Linked DNA regions of Homo sapiens: regions 1 and 3 are each linked to region 2. Evidence: chromatin loops called from intact Hi-C (ENCODE). Cell type or tissue: dorsolateral prefrontal cortex. All regions are shown on one strand.

The links. Peaks named below come from ENCODE experiments on the same cell type or tissue, not always from the same donor. Only the 100,000 strongest peaks of a DNase experiment are listed, where the experiment ranks them.
Region 1: it touches region 2 in a loop (2.9-fold over the local background); 61 of 110 quality-filtered maps call a loop at or near these places.
Region 3: a loop joins it to region 2, with 2.0 times the contacts of the local background. A loop is called at or near these places in 2 of 110 quality-filtered maps.

The regions. Positions count from the first base shown.
Region 1 is chr1:5,911,253-5,919,252 of GRCh38, forward strand. All of the region lies in intron 11 of NPHP4 (nephrocystin 4), which reads right to left. Among named protein-coding and RNA genes, the nearest start is that of MIR4689, 53 kb to the left of the region's middle. In dorsolateral prefrontal cortex, CTCF peaks have their summits at 4,915 (motif pointing left) and 5,116; DNase peaks (open chromatin) are centred at 3,879, 4,409, 4,669 and 4,919; H3K27ac peaks cover 1,480 bases.
Region 2 is chr1:5,510,323-5,518,322 of GRCh38, forward strand. No RefSeq gene overlaps it. Among named protein-coding and RNA genes, the nearest start is that of MIR4689, 350 kb to the right of the region's middle. In dorsolateral prefrontal cortex, CTCF peaks have their summits at 4,424 and 4,629; a DNase peak (open chromatin) is centred at 4,439.
Region 3 is chr1:5,293,236-5,301,235 of GRCh38, forward strand. No RefSeq gene overlaps it. Among named protein-coding and RNA genes, the nearest start is that of LINC02782, 200 kb to the left of the region's middle. In dorsolateral prefrontal cortex, no CTCF peak of the experiment used is centred here; DNase peaks (open chromatin) are centred at 4,246 and 4,816; H3K27ac peaks cover 1,688 bases; H3K27me3 peaks cover 1,531 bases.

The DNA of each region.
Region 1 (8,000 bases), 400 kb after region 2:
CGGCAAACCCCTGCCCACCTCCTCCCAGAAAAAGCCTGAAAGATGACACAGCAGAGTGGTAAGTGAAGCTCCACGCCGTTCCTCCGTAAATGGGAACTCGGAAAACTCCGCAGGCTGATTTTGATAATGAGGACAAATTGCCAGAAATGGCTCCATTATCTTCAGCAGAGACAGCGGGCACTCGGGGGCCAGCCCTCCGTGCCTGTGTGCGTCCTCTTGGGGAGGAAAAGCTGGATGAAAAGTTAAACCTTCCAAGCACATCTGAACTTCTCGCATGCATTTTATTTCCCCATCGTCTCAAATTTGCATACAGTGTGGAAAGTTTTTTCAAGTAACTCTTTATATCATGACTTATGCAATTTTTTCTTCCAAGAGAGTAAACCTACCTACAAGGCCATTTAAAAAGGCCATTAAAGGTGGCCATTTAAAAAGATACCTGGTGGGAAGCCCAGACCCCCAGGGCCCAAAACTCAGATCCAACCGGTGAAGCAGAGCAGGAAGAGACACACCAAGGCCACGAAATAACTCAGTTTCGAATCTCTTTGTTTTAATGTTCGATGTGGTTATGGGTTAAGGTGCTTCCCAAACTATACTCATAGTCCTGCCCAGAGGACAGCGCGGCCGCCAGGGAGCACCCGCTGTACTCCAGGCCCCAGGAGTCTTCCAAAAACCACGGTGGAGTCTGGGAAGCCTGACTTCCGCCACATAACAGGACTTGGCTGACAAGCACCTGGGCCAGCAACTGAACCGGGAGCAGCATGCGTGTGCACAGGACACAGGTAGGAGCAGCTGCGGTGAGCAGACAGACGAGCACAAGGCTGTCTGGGGCAGCGCTGCGACAACAGCAAAACATTAGACACAATCCTGGTGCTCCTGCAAATGGAAGCTACCTCAGCAGAACCCGGCAGATCCTGCGTGGGGCAGGGGAGCAATGGGATGGGAGGAGACCAGCCGGTGTGTGCAGAACTGGGAAGGCAGCCGCGGCAAGTTAAAAAGTGACGATAGGCCGGGCACGGTGGCTCACGCCTGTAATCCCAGCACTTTGGGAGGCCGAGGCGGGTGGATCACAAGGTCAGGAGATCGAGACCATCCTGGCTAACACGGTGAAACCCCATCTCTACTAAAAATACAAAAAATTAGCCGGGTATGGTGGTGGGCACCTGTAGTCCCAGCTACTCAGGAGGCTGAGGCAGGAGAATGGCGTGAACCCGGGAGGCGGAGCTTTCGGTGAGCCGAGATCGCGCCACTGCACTCCAGCCTGGGCAACACAGTGAGACTCCGTCTCAAAAAAAAAAAAAAAAAAGAAAAAAGAAAAAAGAAAAATGAAAGAAACCCACAGTGTATACGGGTGTGCTGGCAAACTCGTGGTAACCACACCCATGAGACATGCTAGGAAACGCGTATTCCTACATTGCCCATAAAACTTAAAGTAAATTAAATGTTAGTTTAACAGTCATTATAAGACACACCTGTAGGTCCCTGATGGAGCCTGAAGTAGTAACACAGTCAGCACAGAATGGAAAGCTGAGACCTCCACGGCAAGCAGCATGACCAGGTGCCTCTCCCAACACGGAGCCCCTCCGTTCTCACCCCTGCGGCAGAGGCCTGGGCTCCCTCACTGGGAGGGGAATCAGCGTCTGGCTGAGCCACCACAGGACCCTGGTTTCAGGGAAATAACCTGGCGTTAAGAAGAAGAGCACAGAGCCTGGCCAACGTGGTGAAGCCCCGTCTCTACTAAAAATACAAAAATTAGCCAGACATGGTGGCACGCGCCTGTAATCCTAGCTACTCGGGAGGCTGAGGCAGAAGAATTGCTTGAACCCAGGAGGCGGAGGTTGCAATGAGCAGAGATCGCGCCACTGCACTCCAACCTGGGCAAAAAGAGTGAGACTCCATCTCAAAAAAAAAAAAAAAAAAAAGCACAGAGACTCAGCTCTTCCACGGCTGCTCCAAGAAGCTCGTGGCCAGCGGGGCCCTGAGATGGGGTTGCCAGCACACACCTCTGGCCCAGAGCCAGATCTGAGAAGAGCAGGAAGAGACTAAGTCACTGGTTTCCCAGGACACCAGAACCAACTGTGATCCAGAAATGGTCCACATGGATTGCTAGAGACAAAGAAAAACTTAGACTTCCCACCACGGCAGGTTTCTCCACCTCTCTGAAGATTCCTTTTCCCTGACGCTCTATCACTCTCCAATCAGTCTCCACTTGCTGAAAACCACAGTCAACAAAATCTCAAATGTCTACTTTTCTGTCAATTTAGCTTCAAGAAACTCAAAAGCCCTGCACTCAACTACAGCACAGGCCTCAGGAGGCAAGGCAGGGCCTGCACTCTGATCCCAACCCCGGGAGGCCACGCATCCCACCTGGTCACTGCCAACGTCTTCACACTGCCTCTGCACTCGCCTGGAGGGGGCCCTGCAAGAGGATGCAACCCACACACATTCCACACGCAAGAGAGACAGGCATGCCCTCAAGCCCATGGCTCTCAGCACTGTGGGTGAGTTGAACTGCAGAAGTTGTACAGTGAACAAATAATGCTCAAATATACTCACAGGGACAATATTCCCCAGAATTCCTCCTTCCTCCACCCCGAAGGAGATCATTCTATACATAACGCAGAGAACAGAAAAGAACATTGTTACCCAGAGTAATAATACCACTAACATCACAGCCCAGAACAGAGGAAGGAGCTCTCCAGCCAACCCCATGGCCGCCAGGCACGCAGCTCCCCGCAAAGTAAGTACACTGGGCTTCGCTTCTTCATCACGCACGCGGGCCAGGACATGAACAGGGATAGGGCTGGGGCAGGAGGCGGCCTCCCCACCAACAACCCTCTCTCACTTCCAGCGTCACCTCACCAGACAGATTAAAAGTACTGACTACCAGCTGGACATGGTAGCTCATGCCTATAATCCCAGCACTTTGGGAGGCCAAGGCAGGAGGACTGTTTTGAGTCCAGAAGTTCGAGATTAGCCTGGGCAACATGGCAAAATCTTATCTATACAAAAAAAAAAAAAAAAAAAAAAAAAAAAAGGCCTGGTGTGGTGGCATGCACCTGTGGTCCCAGCTACATGGGAGGCAGAAGTGGGAAGATCACTTGGGCCTGGAAGGTGGAAGCCACAGTGAGCCGTGACTACGCCATTGCACTCCAGCCTGGACAACAGAGTGAGATCTTCTCTCAAAAAAATAAAAAGTACTGACTACACAAGGGAGTCCCGGCACTGCCAGGCTGCGGTGTCCATGTCCTGACCTAGGGTTTCACTGAGCAGCTATCTGTCGCCTCAAGCCACATAACTTTTCAATATGCATGCGCATTGCCAATTAAAAAGTGAAAATAGAAGCAAGGGGAAAGGAAGGACATGTTTTCACCACCTTTACTTTCCCACGTCCATAGATTCATTTTCCAACAAACATTTTATCAGATGCCTGCGCTATGACAGGACCACAGAAAGAAATGAAGATAAGGAAACAGCTCAGTGGAGGACGGGGCTGTGGTCTTCATTGAGATGTCTTCCTAGGCTGAAGGGAGCAGGGGCCTCTCAACATCAGGACACATGCATGGAGGCCAACGTGTCCTTTCTGGAAATGTGAACGGGGTCGTGAATGCGGTCCCCACAGCACCAGTCCCCTGTGGCCCGACTGCCCCAGCAGGTGCCAGGTAGACCTCCCCCCCGCACCCTGAAACGCACCTGTCCTCCTGGGCCTAGCTGTGCTGCCAGCCTGCCACTGAGCAAACAGGGGTCAGCAGAGGGCTGGATGAGGGGTCCTAACAGAGGAAAATGCTCATTTCGCTGAGCAACTGCCCAGCTGAGCAAAGCTGCCTGCATTTACCTATGGGGTCAGCAATTCCGTGGGAGAGAGAAGTCCTGAGGGAGGAGGGAGAGGGGGCAGCACGCAGAGGCTGTTGCTTAGCAACTCATGGCAGCTGGTGGAAGGCAGGGACGGGCCAGGCCTTGGGCCTTGGGCCTTGGGCCTTGGGGGTAGACTGTGGCCCTGTTACAAACAGGGGTAAACAGATGGCCCCAAAAGGCAGGGGAAAGGAAGGACCATCGCTAGTAAAGATGCAGTCTCTGGGGTTTGAAGAAGGGTTGCAAAAAGTAGCTTCCTTTCATCAGGCCGTGAAAATAAAGGATGAGTCAGTATCTAGTGGTACTCTAGACACTAAGAATTCACATGGCAAACCCACTTGAAAGGCCTTTATTCCTAACTATTTGTAGGTAAAAAGTCATTGTTCCTAAGAGTTTGAAAACAGGAATGGGAAAATGAACAAAACCTAAGCAGAGATCAAGGGGCAACTGGATGATGAGTGAGCACAGGACTCTGTGCTGCAGGAGTCCAGATCCCAGGCAGCCCAGGACTGCAGGAGTCCAGATCGCAGGCAGCCCAGAACAGGAGCTGGTTCAGCAGGCCCAAGCCGAGTGGGGAGTTCCGTGACTTGCCAGAGCCCTGAGCTGGGGTCACCTCCAGGGTCAGTTTCAGAAGTGTCACCTCCCTTGTCAAAGCCTTGCTCTGACCCACTGTCCCACTAATTCTCCAGCAAAATGCACCCTTACCACCTGCACACGAACTTCCATTCCGTGGTTGGAGGGTGGCCAAAAAGCTGCTCCATGGCCTTAGACTCTCCCCCACCACCATGTGATTGACTGAACCACCCTCACCCAGGACAAGGGAGCTGCTGTCTGTCGGAGAGGATGTTCCAGACCAGCTAGCAGCACAGCAGGCACCACGGGGCAGGAATCTAACTCCACGTGTCCTGGGAAACACCACAATTACATGTTTGCAATGACCCCTTCTACATGGCTGTTTTCAAATCTATTAAGCAAACAAACCAAAATTCTGACACCACCAGAGGAACATTCAAAAGCAAAATATAGGTCAGGGAAATTCCAAGTTACAAAAAAATAAAGACTGAGTGCCCTCTAGCGGCTCAATGCACACTCTTCTGTGGTAAGTGATGAATGAAACTTTGCTCCCTTGCAATGTTACAGAGAAAATAAAAAGGATTATTCATAACCGAGAGCCAAAGTACCTCACTTAAAGTGACAGCCGCATATCATTAAGATCTCCAAAGGAACCATATAAGTTGGTGAAATACTGAAGTATGAAAAGTTTCCATCATAAGTTAAACACTAGTGGGTATTTAAAAGTCTCTTACATTGGGTTTTGAGAGGCAATGTCTTCCAATGCTTGGAACCTGGGCTGAAGGTAATCATTTAATGTGACATGAATGCAGCCATAAATCCAAATTAAATAAACTCAGTGAAATCAGGGTCCATCCATGTAGATTTGCTGGTCCCCAAACAGTGACTGAGAAGTAGATTATGCTGCTACAGCTCATTTGCACCACCGTTCAACTCCTGGTCCTTCCAGTAACCAAGGCACACTCCTCTCTGCCAAGGATATGACAGTAAATCTTCTGGTGAGGAACTCAAAGCATGGTTCCCCACAGCTCTGCATCTTAAGAAGTCAAGCTAGGCCGGGTGCAGTGGCTCATGCCTGTAATCCCAGCATTCTGGGGCCAAGGTGGGCGGATCACCTGAGGTCAGGAGTTCAAGAGCAGCCTGGCCAACATGGCGAAACCCCATCTCTACTAAAAGCACAGCAGGCTTCTAGAAGGAGGACAGGCTGCTTCTTACCTGTCTTCGTCCTTCTCAAACAAAAGAAAGAGTCACAGGAACTACTCAAGTCTATGCATTCACTGACGGCAAAATGCAAGAATAGCTGGGCAAAGCTGGAATGCAAGAGTGCAGCCAAAGCGGCAGTGGCAGGGAAAGACCCTGGACTGGGATCGGGAGACCAGGAGCCCCAACCCAGAGGCAGCCACTATCTGTCAACTTCACCGACCCTGAATCCGTACTCTCTTCTGGTGGTTTTCCTTTAGGGAATCACCCTCCCAGCCCTTAACCATACAGTCAGGGGTGGCCCCAACCCCCACACCAAGAAGGGTGTGTGACCAAGGCCAACTGTCCCCACCCCCATCCCCATCAGGTGTTACACAGTAAAGACAGGAGGACTCCCACTGGAACAACTGAGTCAATCAGGGCCTTTCTGTTGGGATTCCTAAGCCCAGGATTACCTGGGAGCTCCTGGGCTCACCATGTGGAGAAACTCTACCCGGAAAGAAGCCAACACTGAAGAAAGGAGAGCTTAAAGGGGAGGGGAGGGGGTAGGGGCATGAGGGAGAGAGACGAACAGATGGAGTCTTAATGGCATCCTTTGAGTGCCGGGATCCAGCCATGCCTAACATCAGCTCTACCTCTAGGCTTTTCTGACACATGAGCCAATACATTCTCTCTTGTTGAAGCTATTTTGAGTCAGGTTTCTATCCCTTGTATACAAAAGGGTTTTGATTAATTCATTCACTCTACAAATATGTACTGAATGTTTTACTGTGGGCCAGGACTCATCAGGCAATGTACAGATGAATGAAACAGTCCCCACCGTGAGCTGCTTCAATGATAAGACTCTTCAGTGTGGAGCAAATAAATGCACCAACTATCTGCACCTCTTTACCTTCCAGGCATACGATGAGTCAGTCCCCAGTCCCCTTGTGACTTGGGAGGCCACGTGGCTACTTCTAACCCGGGAGGGGGAGAAGTGACGTGTGCCATTTCTGGGCCAGAGCCGTAACTGATGGTACAAGATCCTCCCCAAGGCCTCCCCTTCCTACTGGCGCAACCCAGCAATATTCAAGATGGCGAACACCCTCTGGGACCAGGACGAGCAGAGCCACCACCAACTGCAATGCGCACGCAGCGAGAGTGAGAAATAAACCTTTTTATTTTAAGCTACCGAGATCTGGAGATTATTTGTTACCATAGCAAATTCGACTAATACCCTCTAAGAACAGTAGCAGGGAAGGAAGGAATCAGACAACACACAAGGATATAAAATAAAAGGTGGTGTCTGCAAAGGGCTGTGGGATGCTGAAAACAAAGCTCTGCCATGGACAAGACCCTTAGGCAGGGCTTTACAGATAAGTACAGGTTTCCATAAGAGAGGGCAAGGAAAGTTTAATATATGCCTTTTTAAATGTGGGAATATTTAAAGACATTTTCAAGTTGTAGGTAAAAAGGAAATAAAAATGGAACTCAACAATGTAGGAAATAACATTCCAAATCAAAACCTATGAAATGGGGTAAAAGATGTACTTGGAAGAAAATTGCAGAATCTTAAATGATTTTATTATTAAACACGATGAGCAAATAAGCTAAGAATTCTGCTTTTCAAAGAGGATGAATAAAGATAAAATATAGAATTAAATTAAGATTAAAGAAAAAATTAATAACTTAAAAACAAGAGAACCAGTAAGTAAAAGTAACAGCTGATTCTTTGAAGAGACTAATGAAATATACAAACCTCTCATAAGCCTGACCGAAAAAGGAAGAGTCCTCCCAAGATAGAAAGCGAAGGAAGGAATCTAATCACAGGCGCATACTGAATGTTTAAATTAGTTACAAACTTTATCACAGCATCCTTGTAAACTAGAGGAAATTGGCCATTTTTTTTAGAGGATGTGTATCCCAAAAGTTAACACAAGATGAAGTGGAAAACATAAATAGACCAATAACCATGAAAAGAAATGTAATTGGTTGTCAAAAATCCCTTCAGTGGTTTCACAGAGAAGTTTTATCAGACCTTCAAGAAACAGGTCTTGCCTTTTGTTTAAACTATTTTAAAGCCCAGAAAAAAATGGGCAGCTTCCTCTGGATTATGACATAAGAGAAAGCTGCAGATCAGGGGTCTGCAAACTATGGTCCACAGGTCGATTCAGCTAACAATCTGTGCGTATCAACAAAGTCTCATTAGAACACAGCCACGTCCATTCATTAACGTATCGCCTATATATACCAGCGGAGATGAGTAGCTGTGACAGAGACCATCTTGCCCACAAATCCTAAAATACTTACTATTTGGCCTTTACAGAAAAAGTTTGCTGACCTCTTCTATAATTGGGCCTCAATTGTAGAAACAGAAATCCCAAATACAAGTTAATCAC
Region 2 (8,000 bases):
ATTCCTCAGGACCTGCAAGTTTCTGAGAACGAAATTTTGTGTTTTTATTCAACGAGTCTAAAATACATCCTGCCAGCTCTAGAGGCAAAAACTTTCGCAGAGGTCATTTACCAGGGAAAACGATCTTCCTCAATAAAGGCCTTTGCTTAATCATTACTCCATAAACTGAACTCTGAGGGCTTCAGAGATATTCTCTAGGGTTCAAGAGGAATGGTTTCCTCCAGAGAGATCCATGCATGTACCCAGGTTTGATAAACATCGGGAAAAAGGCAATCGTCATCATAGCTACCTTTTACTCAGTGCTCACCACGTGGCAGGCTCTCTTCTCCATGGAACCCTCAGAAAGAGCCCGGGAGGTGGGTGCCGGTATCACCTCCACTCTGCAGATGAGCAGACTGAGGAAGGAGAAGCCAGCAATGGCAGGGTGGGGATTTGGGCAGGGCGGCCTGACCCATAGCTCCTTCTTAACCTTGGGACCATACTTCTTCCCTCTGGCATCCTGGGACTCCTGTTCTCACCTTTCTCATCCCCTCCTTCCTCCTCACAAGTGGAACTGGGGTGAGGAGCTCCCTCACTGCACAGATTTCCTTATGGAGAGGCAAGACCTGACTCCAGCCTTGTGCTTACGACTGACCATGGCTTAAAGGGCTCTCCCTGCTGGGGACGCATTTCCTTTCCCTGCTTGGCAGTAGCCATGCAGGGCTGATTAGAGCCTCTGCCAAGGGACCACAGCTAACATGGACATTTGATCTCGCTTCCTCCGGAACATAGAGCAAGCCCACAGCAAGGGTCAGTCATCCTGGCTCCCGAGGAAATGTGCACAGAACAGCTCCTTGGCCAGTGTGCTGCCCAGGACTCCAGAGCACCTGGGAGGTGTCCCCGGCCCAGAGGGGATGGGAAAAGGTGGAGAGAGTGGTGGGACGGAGGGGTCCAGGAGCCTGCAAGCTGAGCACCCTAAAGCCTGGCATATCTGCCCGATGTCGAGGGCCCTGATTTTCATACGGGACTGGCTCCTCCGTGACTCAGGCAGCCTATGAGTCCCCATAAATGTGCCCTGTGTGGAATCCAGGACATAATTGTGCGTCTTAGGCAAACAGGGAGAGCTGAGAGACAGGAAACACGGAGCTGATGGGCCACAGAAGGGAAATGAACAGAGAGAATCAACCCAGCTTGAAACAAAAACACATTCCCAAGAGTGGATCTGCAGACTGGTGTCGCAGTGCAAGGCTGGGTGTTGCCCTTGTGTGCCCACACATCACCCTCCTTCAGGAGTGGCAAAAGCACATGAGGCAGAGGCTGTGTGTGTGCGCATGTGTGTGTGAGAGAGAGAGAGAGGGAAAGAGAGAAATGGAGGGAGGGAGAGAGAGAAAGGAAGATCATCTCTTCAAGCCAGGCTCTTAGAAAAAGAGCATCAAAAATATTTTGTGAGGAATTTCCTGAGTTCCACATCTTTAACTCTTGGAATAGAGGCAGAAGGAGATTGTAATTAAAATTGGTAGTGGGGCGGGGGAAGCATCATTATATACAGAATTTCTAAATGCCTGGAAGTGATCTTACGAAGACAAATTGGTTTTCCAACCCCACCCCAGCTATAAAAAGTTATAATTGAGTCATCAGCACCCTGCTGAACTAGGAGTCTGGATTGTTTTTAGGTAGATGAATGAACTTGAGAAAATTCTTCTCTCCAGGCCGCGATTTCCCTTAGTTTTCAAACTGCATCCTAAAGAGTGCGGGGCTTCAGCTGAGAAGCCTCATGGATGGTGGTCTGTCCCCACTCCCCCACTCCTGCCATTCAGGCAGGAGGCTCCCCACACCTTCTCTGTAACCCCCAGCTTCAAGCCAAGCTGCTCTTCTTAAAAAAAAATGTCGTATATCTCCTGAAGGAGGTTTCTTTTGAAAACACTGGAACTTAATAACTTCTGAAGTCCCTTCCAGTTCTGATGCCAGGCAGAACTGTCTGAAATCAGGTGGGGGCCATGAAAACTGCCCTGCACAGCAAAGCAGGCCCAGAAGCTTCCACCATTCAGCTGAGCCCCATAGTGAGTCCATCCTCCTGTGGTCACTCATCCTGCCTCCTCTCTGCAGGTGCCAGCTGGGCCACATGCTGGACTCAAGACTTCTGCCTTTGTTCAGAGCACTTGTCATCTCCAGAGGGCCCTCCATTCTCTCTTCCACCATCCTAGTGCCCAACTATGCACCCTATAAAGACAGGACTATGCTTTTCAGCATGGCATGAACTTGGCATGCAGTAGATGCTCAATAAATATTTGCACAATAAATAAGCAAATGCTGCCTCCAGGGTCATGCTCTACATTTGTGGTAGACAGAATTCTGTCCCCCTAAGGATGTCCCCACCTTCTGAACCTGTGAATATGGTACAGCACATGGCAAAAGGGACTTGGCAGGTATAATTAAGGATACGGGCTTTAAAACAGATTATCCCGGATGAGCTGGGTGGGCTCAAGTTCATCTCACAGGACCTTAAAAGCAGAGAACTTTCTCTGGCTGGAGCAGGAGAAGGGAAGCAGAAGGGGAGGTTAGAAAGATTCAAAGAGTGTCAAGGACTCAACCTGCTATTGCTGGCTGTAAGGATGGAGAAAGGGGGCTGTGATCTGGGGAATGCAAGAGGCCTCTAGAAGCTGAGAACAAGCCTGGCTACAACCAACCAGGAGGCAGACCTCAGTCCTACAGCCACCAGGAATTGAATTCCACCGACAACCCTTATGAGCAAGGAAACAGAACCTCCCTCAGAGCCTCCAGATAGGAGCCCAGGCTGGCCAATGACTTGATGTTGGCCTCCTAGGACCTGGAGCAGAGAAGCCAGTCATGGCCCCAAGCCCCACCCTAGACACTTGCCCCTCCCTTTACCCTGCATGTCTCATCTCAGCTTGGCGTCAGCTTCTCAGAGGACCCAACTGACATAGAGCTTGCGCCGCCAGCCCCTGAGGATGAGACACACAAGCGGTCAGGATCCAGGTGGGCTCTGGGTCCCTGCAAGGTGCAAGGACAAGGCTGAAGCTGTCCTGGGCTGTCTGGCGCCGGCTGCTCCAAGAGCCCTGCTCTTATGATGTCTGGCCCCCTCTGTGAGCATCCCTGCTGATCGGCTGGAGGTGCAGGATGGTCGGGGGCTGGCCCCTGCTGGAAAGGGTCCCATCTGCCTGGGGTGGCCTTGTCCCCATTGTCCCTCTTGTCCCTGTGGCACTTCTTCTCATGGTTCATTTCCATATTGGAGCCGTAAGACCACAAAGGACAGGGTGTGGACCTGGGGATGAAGCCAAGGAAGTATGGTCTTCACTCAGGCCCCAGTGCAGGGAATGGTACACCAAGCCCAATTCAGCTCACCAACGGCAGCCTCAGGCCTCAACCACTGGCCAGTGCAGCCCATGCCATCCGGAGGCTGTTGGAGGGGGAGGCTGTGTCTGTAGCTCCATGGTGGCCATAAGGGGCATGTGACAGTGAGCAGTCTTTTCCTGCAGGTCCAGTGATCTGACCGCCCTGGCAGCACCTGAGGGTCACAGTTTCAGGATCTTGAGCAAACTTTTTGTCTGACAGACAGTATGCCACCCCTTCCAAAATTTCAGTCCTCCTAAGAGGCTTCTGTTTACACACCACAAGAAAGCAGCCGCTCCTCTTAGGCCTGACACTTCTCTTTTTCAAACATTAACCAAAAGCCTGGCAGGCTTTGTGTTTAGAACATAAGGGACACACCCTCCCCCAACCCCTCCCAGTCTCCCTGCCTCCTCCGAGCACCTGCACAGCCAGTCTGCTTCTCCCCTACCCTTCCCGCATCCAATCCTGCACCTGCCATTCCACATCTAGGTTTTCTCTCCATCCACCCCTCCCTCTCCATCACAGCGGCCACCCTAGCCCAAAGCCGTCTGCTGCAGCCTCCTATAGGATTTCCCTCTTCCGCCTCCCCCTCTACCATCCATTCTCTGCAGAGCAGGCCATGCAGAATTCTCAAAGCAATGAGTGTCAGGTCACAACTGGGCTTAAAGCCAACAATGACTTCCCTCTGTGGGTGGATTTAAACAGGAACTCCTCTCCTCTCAGTCCTCCTTTGCACCTCTGTTCCTCCTGCTCTTGTCCTCTCACTGCTTGGACCTCTGGCTGGTCCTTGGACAAGCCTGCTCTGTTCCCTTTATGGTCCCTGGAATGTATGTTCCATGGAGACGGGCTGTTGTCTGTTTCACCAACAGAGTTCCATCACCAAGACCCTGAAGCACAAAACCCATCCATAGTTGTTGAATGAAAGAATGAGTGAGTGAAGCGAGTAAGAAATAGTAACTGGGTTTAAAAGCTAGAGGAGAGATAGTAAAGTTACACAAATGCTAGATGAATATAAATGATCTCAGTGCAGTTCTGCACAGCTGGTGCCTATCAGGTGCAGTGCCTGCAATTCCACTAATGGCCACCGGGGGCGCAGCGAGGCGGCAGAGCTGCCAGGCCCCCAGGCCGACCTTGCAGGAGGCTGGGCTCACAAAGCCAGATTTCAGCGTCTACTCCGGTCTCATGTGCTTTTTCTGTAACAGTGTAACTTTTGATTAAAATAACGATGTGCATTATTCATGTCATTACTATAAATATTGTCTATTATAAAGAGATTAGTAAAACCACAGGTACAAGTTATATCTGTTTCCGAAATAGACTTAACTGTTTGTCAATGAGGAAGTAAGCTCTGAGCTTACATCCAAAGCCCAGAGCCTGGCCTGAGTCCCTTCCTGGAGTCAAAAACCTCCTGGACCATTCCTGCACCAAGCACGATGTCTTAGTCCGTTTGTATTTCTATAAAGGAATACCTGAGGCTGAGTAATTTATTAAAAAAAAAAAAAGTTTATTTGACTTACGATTCTGCTGGTGGCAAGATTGGGCATCTGGTGAGAGCCTCAGGCTGCTTCCACTCATGGTGGAAGGTAAAATGGAGCCAGGTGTGCAGAGGCCACAAGGGGAGAGAAGACACAAGAGAGACAGGGGAAGTTTGCCCGCTCTTTCTTACAACCGGCTCTCATGGGAACTAGTAGAGGGAGAACTCACTCATTACCTTGAGGACAACACCAAAACCTTCATGAGGGACCCGCTCCCATGACCCAAACACCTCCCACCGGGCCTCGCCTCCAACAGTGGAGATCAAATTTCAACAAGAGCTTTGGGGGACAAATACTCAGACCACAGCACAGGACTTCACTTGTTACATCAGCTCACCTGTGCTTTGCATGACCAATTTGCTTTCTCTGAAGAGGATGTCTCAACAGAGCCTCCTTGGCCCTCTAACTGGCTCAATGACAATTCTACTTGATCCCTTTGATGGCCCAAAGGGCACACCCTGAACCTTCGGGGGTGGCCACTGGCCCACCAGGCATCTCATGGCAGCTCACCCTCAAGAGCGGCTACACGCCCCAGCCTGTGTTCATGGAGCCCTAGATCCTTTGGCTCTCAGTCATCTATCTTTAGCCCAGTTGCTGGCCTCGGTCTGCTGGCTGTGCCCTGGAAGCTGGCCTCTGTTCCTTTGTGTCTTCACGTCCATAGATGCTCTTCCTGAACCAAGACCGTGCCCTTCCTACAAACTCTGAATTGACCTGTCTGCTCCCTGTTATCAGGAACTCTCTACCCTATCCCAGTCTGTAAACACCCATCTAATCTCTGGCAAATTCCTGGACCAAACAGAAGCCCACCCCCACCACCTGTGTGGGACTGGGTTATACTTTCAGTAAGACAGAGAACAGCTGAAAGGATGCATACTTACTCAAAAACAAAAGCCCATCTTTCCCCTCAAGCCACCTCCCTACTCTCACCTGAGTTGTTTCGTGGCTGGGCCATTTACTAGCTGTGTGAGCTTAGCAACCTCTCCAGGCCTCAGTCCCCCAACCTGTAAAGTGGAGGGTAATTAAACCTCCCACACCATAGGGTTGTTGCAGGGATTAAAGACGGTGATTGCAGGTGCCTTAGTACTTGACAAGTAATGAGAGGCTGGGAAATGCTCACTATCTTGTCTGATCTTTGGTATAAAAGTTAGTTATTCTGCAAAAGTAAACTGGTCTTGTAAACTCTAGTGGATTAAATTTTGTTTGTTTACATATAACAGTGGTTGTTTTATAACAAAGCACTGCATTTGTTTCTTCAAAAGATCTAGATTTATGTTCTTTTTACAAACACAGTTTATAAAAAATTATTTAATGTCTCCTCACTTAGTTGGATTAGACACGGCCTCGCCTCTCCCCCACAACACACACACACACACACACACACACACACACACACACACACACACACATGAATGGATACAGAAGCCTGAGGCTGTGGTCCACAGTGGTTAAAAGCCAGGAGCCAGCGTCCTCCACCTGGCTCCCATTAGAATCACCCCAAGAGATGCTGCCAGGCCCCCTCTGTAAGCCACAGTCATCAGGGTCTCAGGGTGGGGGCTGGGTGTCATGGTTTTAAGCCTCTCCACGCATCTCCAATGCACTGCCAGGTGAAAAATGCCGCGTTAAGGTCATCGGAGTGGCAACTGAGATGAACCAATCAGGGACAAGGTTCTACGAGATTTTGCTAATGTACCAGGGCCCCTGCCCTGAAATAGGTGATCACAGCCAAGCTGGTGACATGACAAGCCAGGTTCATGATGGACGGTCATTACGCAATTTTGGATCATCAAAGATTCCTTGTCACCCATAGCATTGTAAAGGGCTCAGCACAGCGGGCAGGGGCGGGGGAGGCTGAGAAGGGGAGGGCTGTCTTCTCCTCCCTCAAGGAGGTTGCCCTTTGGTAATAATCAAACGATGTTCCTAGGGGAGGAAAGTTCACCAGTAGCTTGGGCTAAAATTCTTCAGACTAAGGAATTGTGGTTAAAATATTTGGGTTGGGATACTGATTTCCTAGCTGTTTCAAGAGAACTTCACCACCTTTAGAGATACATGCTCCAATATTGTTGGATGAAATGACACAAAGCCTAGGATTCATTTCACAATGATCCCAGGGAGGAGCCAGAAGTAGGTGGGGGTTCAGGGAAAACAGGGCTGGCCATTCATACATTGATGATGTTTGTAGCTGGTGATGAGCACATCAGGGCTTATGTTTGAAATTGTCTACAATAAAACACTTTGTATCCTAATATATATAAGATACAAAGTCTCAGTTAGACTGGAGGACTAAGTTTTAGAGATCTATTGCACCGCATGGTGACTATGGTTAATAATAACATACTGCATATTTCAGAATTACTAAAAGAATAGATTAACATTCTCACCACAAAAAAATAAGTTGGTGAAAGGGATGACTATGTTATTTAGCTTGATTGAATCTTTCTACAACATACACACAGATTAAAACATCATAGCGTACCCCATAATATACAAATTATTTGTAACAATAAATTTTAAAAGATTTTTTAAAGAGATATAAATATAGAAAAGTATAGAGAACCTATATGCCAAACACCAGTATCCACCACCCAGAATTAACTATTGTTCACTGTAGGTCATTATGTTTCTTTGGTTTGTAATAAAGAAACATAATATTTACCCACAAAAAAACGTTTTCAAGAAAAATGGGGCTAAGACCCCAGGACTGCACTCTTCTTCTGGGCATGGTCAGAATCCCTTTCTGCACATCCTCATCCTCACCTTTCATAAGGTGCCTCCTCACTCCCCAACCTCCCTTCCACTCGTGACTGCTTCCTCCACCTGCCAACCCCCAAGAATTATCAACTAAACAGATGTCACATAAGTGGATTGACAATTGCATTATTCCAGATTAGCGTATGACAGATGGGGGTTCCCAGCCACAGAGGCTCCTCTCCCAGGACCCCCTCCCTGTGGCTGTGAAAGTTTCCTCTGTGTATTCCTCAGCTTGGGCTGCATAGCAAAGTATCATAGACAGGGCAGGTTAAACAAAAGAGGTTTGTTTTCTTACAGTTCTGAACTCTGTGTGGAGTATGAATTAGGGAAAAGGCTCATGCAGGCAGAATCAAGGGAAAGCAAAAAGAGAAAGCAGATAAGCCATAC
Region 3 (8,000 bases), 220 kb before region 2:
CCTGAGATCTGAGCACAAAGACAAACCCAAAGTCTGCAATTCCAAAGGGCTTGCTGGAGCCACCCCACAGCAGCCTCTTCTTCAAAGCCTGGCTTTTCGTATGGCCTTAGTGGACAAGTAAAAGGGGAGATCTTTCCCATGTCTTTTCTCTGAGATTTTAGGACCTTGATTTAGTCAATGAAGGGCCACTTCTGCCTCAGACTCGCTTCCCTGGGTGCTCCAGCCTTCTCTCCAGCCTCTTCTGTGGGCTGCCGGTTCCTCACTGTCTAGCACTCTCCTTCACTGAGCATCAGTGTCACTAGGGTGCCGTTAGGTACCATTCTCTGGCTTCTGAGCCAAAAGCTTCCATGTCCTCCCTCAGAGCAAGGGAACTGAGCCTTCCAGAGGCACCAGCCAGGGGACTGCTCCCTGACAGTCTGCCTTCAACTGTGCACAAGAGACTCTTCCTCGGCTCCTTGCCTTGGTTTGACCCCAGGGTCTCTGGTCTGGACTTGCCCAGTCTCTTCTGAGTCATTCCCTGGCCTCTCACTTGCCTCTCCATGGGGGCATCATCTCGGCTGGACATCTGGGTAGGTCCAAGGTCCCCACGAGGCATTCACGGCCCTCGCCTCATCAGATCATGGCCACGATGCATTGACTTGCTCCTCCCATGTCCCCGTGAAAGTGGCAGTAGCTGCACTTTGGATGCAAATTGACACCACCTTTCACGGCCATCCCCTGGTTCTTAAATAGAAGCCCGCAGTGTGCAGGTGTGCAGAAGGCATAGCTATCTCTGAACAAAGTCATGACAACATAGGAAAGTCTGAACTTACCAAGTAGGTAAATAAAGGGGCAATTACTCACCTGATGGAAGGATTATTTCAAAGAGCACATCTCCCTCAGGCAAACTGGCTTATATGTAACTTTTCAGAAAAGCAACTGCTGTGAAAAAAACACTTCTACATGAAATAGTCCCGTACAGAGGCAGGCAAAATTGAATCGGCTGATTTTTCTGGTGTGGCTGAACTTTTGCCAAGGACTGACTCTAGGCACAGATGTCACCTGAATTGTCTCAGTGATGAGACTGTCATCTGCAGAACTGTTGACTCCCATGCTCATGAGAGGCTCAGAGTGAATCCAGAAACTCATGGTTCTGGCTGATCTTTATTATTATTTTTTAAATTTCCAAGTGTGTGACTCATAGTAGACACTCATTCGGGTGGCTCGGATATTTTCACCTACAGGAGAATATATGGAAAAGAAAACAACACCCCACCTTCAACACCCTCCAGCTGCACAATGTGTGAGGACAAAATTGTCCTCACACCACATGACAAAATAACCAAGCTTCCCTCACCACTCACTGAGAGGCTTCCTGTCGAGGAATGTATGGATGATCACTAATAACTGGTAAGTACTTCCCATAGCCTGTAACACAACTGCCAGCTGCTGTGGAAGTCCCTGTGACAGCCTCTTGTTAGTCCACGCCCTCCTCCCCGCTTCCAGCCCACGCCTGATGTGAAAGGGTCCCCTAATTCCACGTTTCCTCTGAATGTCCTGCTCTCACAGCCGTGCCAGTTCCCCCTTTTACTGCTTAAAAGTACACATTCTACTGTAATATATATTGCTTTGGGCAGTTCAGAGAAAATAATCCAGGGAAAAGCATGGTCTTAGTTGTATCTTTTCAATTCCCAGGCAAAAGAGTTTTTGGAAAATGTCCCTAACTATTCCTTTTTGTACCAAGAACACATTGTCAAAGCCCCCTTTTCTTCTCCTCCAGACGGCCCTTTCTCAAGCCTCACCATTTCCCCATTACTGTGTAAAGGGAGGAAATTTACAGGAGAACGTGATGGTTGATTGCACGGAGCAGGGAAAGCCCATTTTCAGGAGGAAAGCCTGAGATGACACTGTACCTTCTGATCCTGCCAGAGGGTCAGAGCAGAAAAGCCTCCTTTTTTCCCCCTGAGGTTTTTGTTGTTGTTGTTGTTTGGTTGGTCAGTTTTTTTTGAGAGGAAGTTTCGCTCTTGTTGCCCAGGCTGGAGTACAACGGTGCAATCTTGGCTCACCGCAACTTCTGCCTCCTGGGTTCAAGCGATTCTCCTGCCTCAGCCTCCCGAGTAGCTGGGGTTACAGGCATGTGCCACCGCGCCCAGCTAATTTTTTTTTTCTTTCTTTTCTTTTTTTTTTTTTTTTTTCCCGAGATGGAGTCTCACTCTGTCACCCAGGCTGGAGCACAGTGGTGCGATCTCGGCTCACTGCAAGCTCCGCCTCCCGGGTTCACGCCATTCTCCTGCCTCAGCCTCCCAAGTAGCTGGGACTACAGGTGTGTGCCACCACGCCCAGCTAATTTTTTTTTTTTTTCGTATTTTTAGTAGAGACGGGGTTTCACCATGTTAGCCAGGATGGTCTCAATCTCTCGACCTCCCGATCCACCTGCCTCGGCCTCCCAAAGTGCTGGGATTACAGGCACGAGCCACCACGCCTGGTCGGTCATTTTATATCCTTTCTCATTGGAGAGAGTAACGTCTTGCCCATTTTGCATGAAGACAAACATGGAATTCTTCCATGATTTTTAAGGCTAGAACTAGAAAATCCACTGGGGGGAAAATATCCAGCCTCAAATGGAGCCCTCTGTAAGTAATAAATTTATTCCCTGTTGTAGTCAATTCTCCTAAAACAAAAGTGACTGCAGCAAGCGATTTTTGGTATTGCTCATATATTGTTAAAATATTTCAGCTGGCAGACGCTGTGTGAAGAGAGACAGTCGCCGGCCTGACATAAGATTTATTAGAGAAAGTTGGCACAAATATATTTGTAGGAAGCAAAATATGTTTGTAGAGATTATTCCAGATTTACAGTGATTAATAACGGATTGGAAGCAGTCGACGTCAAAGAGCCGCCTCCTGGCAATGTCTGCCCCAGGTTGAGTCGGAATAGAACATGAACTTCAGCGGCGCCAGGAACCTTTTGCTAAAAGAATGAAGTTTTCTGAATAGAATGAAATGAATGCCAAGAGCCCTCTGTAGGCTCAAAAAACCTGCCACACTACTTAATCTGCTTTAAGCACTGACTGGCTAATGGAGTTTCGAGCCAGGCAGCATTCGAAGGCTTAGCACCTGCAGGGGCTCCCTGAGAGAACAGAGGAGACGCCACAGCAGAGGAGATTTGTCTTTGCCCTGTGCATGGGAGGAGGCTGCGGGGAAAGGGAGAAAGTCAGGAGAAGCTGCTCTTACGTCTTTTTTCATCCCCTTTGTCCAGAGTGCGTTTTTTAGGGATGTGCACTTGAGACCCTAACCCGCAGCACGTTATCTCAATTGGAAGGTCAGTGTCCACGTCAACCAGTAATAAAGGATGGATGATACACACAAGTCCCAGCCGAGATGGGGATCTGGTTTCTTATCCACAGAGCTCTGCGACACTGCCTTGAGCTGGCAGAGACCGCGTGGAAGGCTGTTTCCCATCTCCCTGCAGATTCCCAGCACCGGCAGCAAATGGGTGGCAGTTCCACACAGCAGTATGAAGAAGAGATCCCCCCCGCCCCAAAAGCCATTTCCTCTCCTCATAACTGCACACGCAGCTAGCTGTCTCCGAGAAGGAGGATACAGGGATCGCTTGCTTCCGGGCAGCTCGCCTCCCTGATACTATCCATCTTCCTCTGCAAGCTGGAGTTGGCTGGAAACAAGTCTGATTAATAAAACTTGCAAGTAGACCCCAAGGTTGACACTAACAGGCTCCCAATAAACAGCATTTAGATTGAATTGATCACCCTGGAAGGTGAGAGGGCCTTGTTGAGAAACAGCAGCCATGCCCTTCTGCCCTGCTGATGACAAATGGCTTGCAATCTGTCAACCACGATTATGAGCTTTGGCTGGAAGGCACGAGGGCGCTAATGAAGAACCCCACGCCTGCTGCTCCCGTGGGGCAGGTGGGCTCGGGTGGGAGCTCACATCCAGCTCGTGAGCAGGGCTGGTGGGATTCCATCCTCCCCAGTTTGTTGCCATGGAGAAGGAGTTGAATGGCTTTAATACAGCTGTGTGGATGTCTCCCCTGAGATGCGCCATGACAAGTTGGACTGGAAGTAGCAAATGAGCAGCTATAATCTTCAAACTGTATGAATAAGTGATTGATTGGGCACGGGGGCTGTAAACAGCACTCTGTGTTCTGGCAGCATGGGGCCCAGCAAAATGAGATCATCAGTCTGGGAGAGACACGCACAGAGCAGCCGTGCTCCCGGTAGCCTTCCACAGGGCTGTGGCCTGGGCTTGGGAATCTGCCCAGAACTCATGACCACTTCTTGCAGGCCCTGCAGATGTTGGGCCACTCTAGGTCCCAGCTGGCTCCAAACCCGTTTCTGGTTAATCCTGCCATGCGTAGCTATTAATGCTTTACAAATAAAGGCTTCTGTCTGTTTGCCCCTGCCAGCTCCCCAGCCAATTGCTTGGCCCCAGGGCGGAGAGTGGCTGAGTGTCCAAGGGAGGTGAGAATCCACTAATATGAATCCCTGGGGCCTCCTGCCAGGGCTGCTTCTTAGGCGGCTCCTCCCTGCTGCCTGGGGATTCCCCATCCCTTGCCAGATAAGACTGGATCAGAGCAGTCCATATGCAGGCCAGAGAGTGACCAGTGAGGAAAGGTCAGCTGGGCCAAGCTGCATCTTCTCTGTAGATTTTGGAATTGGGGCACTCTCAGAATGGTCAGTGAATAATGGAGTTGAATGACCAAGACATTGGGGACTGAGCCAGCAGGAAGCCAGTGACCATGGAGAACAAAGAGAGACAGAGACAGAGAGACCCAGAGAAAGGGATAAGCTCATCAGCTTCTCCAACTCCAGAGTCTACCCTCACCCCCTTCAGCTTTGATCTCCTGCCAGTCACATGGTAGGATGACACATTCCCATGCCCCTTGCAGTTGAGTGGTGCTGTGTTACTGGCCTGGCCAATGGGCAGTGTCACCACTACGCAAAGCTCTTCATTACTGCTGGGAGGCCCTCTGGCTGTCTGTTCCCTTGACCACTGTAGACAATGAAGCCTCCATCAGACTGCATTCCTGGTAGGGACCACAGGATCGGGGTCCCCACACACAGGTGAACGACATGAGTCAGCCAGACTCACAACATTTTCCACGTGAGGAGACATAGACCTTTGTTGTGCAGAGTCCCTGGGTTGGAGCTCTTTGTAACTGCACCACGACCCAGGCTGTCTAAGGCTGATCGGTACATTTGCAATAAATTCCCTGTGACTTGATCTGGTTCCAGTGAGTCTCTGTACCTTGCATTCAAAATATCTCTGATCCAAAAACTGCACTGAGAAACATAGAAGCTGGGAGGGCAGGCACTGCGGCAGCGGGGCCATGGGGGCTGGGCTGGGCCGCTCAACTCCCTTTGCCTGGGACTCCTCACTTGTACAATGGGACACTGGCTTTAAAGCTGCTGTGAGGACTAAAAAACAGTTCAAAATGCTTGACATGGGTGATCTCAATTACCTGCTATTATTGGGATCATTGTCAACATCGGCATAGCCACTACCATCCAGAATACAGGTAAGAGGTAATAACAGTACTATTCATGATGCAGGTGAGATATAATGGTACCTGGAGCCAGGGGGAGGTGGGGCAAAGCCATAAGTTTCTGGATATGTTTTGAAGATGACAGGCTGCAGATTATATTTTCCAGAGAGACACACCAATATAAATAGTCCCTTTCTTCTATAGTGTGACCTCGCCATGCAGAGGCAGAGTCTAATACCCATTCCATTAAATATGGCAGGCTCATGACAGCTCTGTGTAATAGAGTATGGCAAAAGTGTAATCGAGTATGGCTGTACCACATGAGGCTGGGGCCTAAAAATGATGCATCCTCTCCCCCGTTCATTGGAACACTCAGCTGAGAACCTTGTGAAGCCATGTAAGAAGTGTGACCACTTTGAGACCACTGAGCTGTGAAGAGACCGGGTCACCTAGAGAAACCACAGACGGGCTAGGGGCACCAGTCCTACTCTTTGAGTCATCCTAGCCGGACTCCAGATATGTGCGTGAAGATAGCTCTGGGTGATCCCCGTCCTGGCCACTACAACACCCCCAGGCTTTGAGTCTTCCCAGCTGAAGTCCCAGATACCATGGAGCAGAGAAAAGCTGTCCCTTCTGTGCCGTCTAAATTCCTAACTCATGGAACCTGTGAACATTAGAGCTGTTGTCCTTTTAAGGCAATACGCTGGGGGTGAGTAGTTACGCAGTGAGAGTGATTGGAAAAAAGATAAAGCCAGTAGGATATCCTGAAGGACTGGAGAGGATGAATGAGACTTGAAAGGAGTTGTGGGGTGGGGGGATCTCAAGGTTTGATTGCATTTTAGGTTGAGATGATAGACATCCATGGAGAAGTTCCAACTGGGCAGTTGCAGACAGCAGTTTGCCATTCCAAACTAGAGCTTTCTACCATCACAGGTCATTGTCAGAGAGTATATAAAGCCATGAGATGGGGGAGGTCACTTAGAAAAGAGGTCAAACCCTCGGGTCCTCGGTATGTATTTCACAGAAATGAGTAGCTACATTCACACACGAAAAAGAATGTTCTTAGCAGCACTGTTCATAGCAGCCCCAAGCTGGAAGCAACCTAACTGCCCATTGACAATAGGATAAATGCGTAGATTGTAGTATGTTTATATAATGGTGAAAAGAAGCATCTATTGTTACAGAGAGCAACATGGATTGATGAGATATGTCTAAAAAGTTAGACAGAAAAGGGTACATACTTTATGGTGATCTTTAAAGGAGAAGACAGGCAAAACAAATTGATGGTTGTAGAACCCAGAGGTTGGCAGGAAGGTGGGCGTGCTAATGGCCAGGTGGGAGCACAGGGGGCCTTCCAGGGTACAGGTGGCACTCTCCAGCCTGGTCCTCCTCATGGTGTTTATACAGGTGTGTTCAGTTCATAAACATCCATCAAGATGCACAGCGTGTATACCTTACTGCACGATATATTTCCTTTTAAAAAGCTTACAGAAACACTGCCATATTCTCCATGCAGGTGGCTCCATGCATCACATCAGGACGATTTCAGTGACAAAGCTGGATAGGGAGGCGGCTTTATACCGTCCGTCTTTGAACATTTCTTGAACCAGAATCTCCCTTCCCTGGGACTCAGCTTTCTGTTTAAGAGAGACTTTTCTTGATTTCTTTGCTTGCCTGAATTTAATGGTAATGAGGTCCTAGACCCTATAAATAAAGTGCATGTCCGTTATAACAAGGTCTGTAATCTTTGGTATGTAGTCCTGTGATACCATTGCTGATTAAAATTCATTCAACTGAGAATTAAATACAATTGCTGATGCTCCACTGCATTTTCACAAAACATTTTTCATTTGTATCCATGCTTTAAGATTGGTCAAAATGAGATATTCATTAAAAGATTCTTAATTAGAGTTTCAAGCCATATGTAACTGACTCATTTTCATTACTACATAACTTTACCCCGTCATTTTCCTCACATACCTCACTGTGGCATCTGATGGGAAGTATCTGGTCAGTGACAATGACAGCATCCCACTGACCAGGAGGAAGGGTGTCAGCCAGAGCCATGACTGAAGAATGCGCCAGCTTAAAAGGAGAAGACATGGTGGTTCTTGTCCAATGATTTACACACACTTGAAAATGCGGAAGATAAAATATGACCCTCAAATACGTTTGGTGGTGAAATGACCGGACATGCAGCCAAGACTGCAGAGTCCCATCCTTGGAAAGCTAGAGCATCCCCTCTTGCTGGAGGCATCTTTGGCCATCCCATTCAACCCTTCACTAACGTTTGTGGCACTGACATGAGTTAACAGTGTCTTAGTTTGTTCTGCATTGCAATAAAGGAATACCCAAGGCTGGGGAATTTATAAAGGAAAGAGGTTTATTTGGCTTATGGTTCTGCAGGCTGCACAAGAAGCATGGTGCCAGTATTTGCTGCTGCTGAGGGACTCAGGAAGCTTCCAATTATGGCACAAGGTGAAGGAGAACCAGCATCACATAGCAAGAGAGGAGGAAAG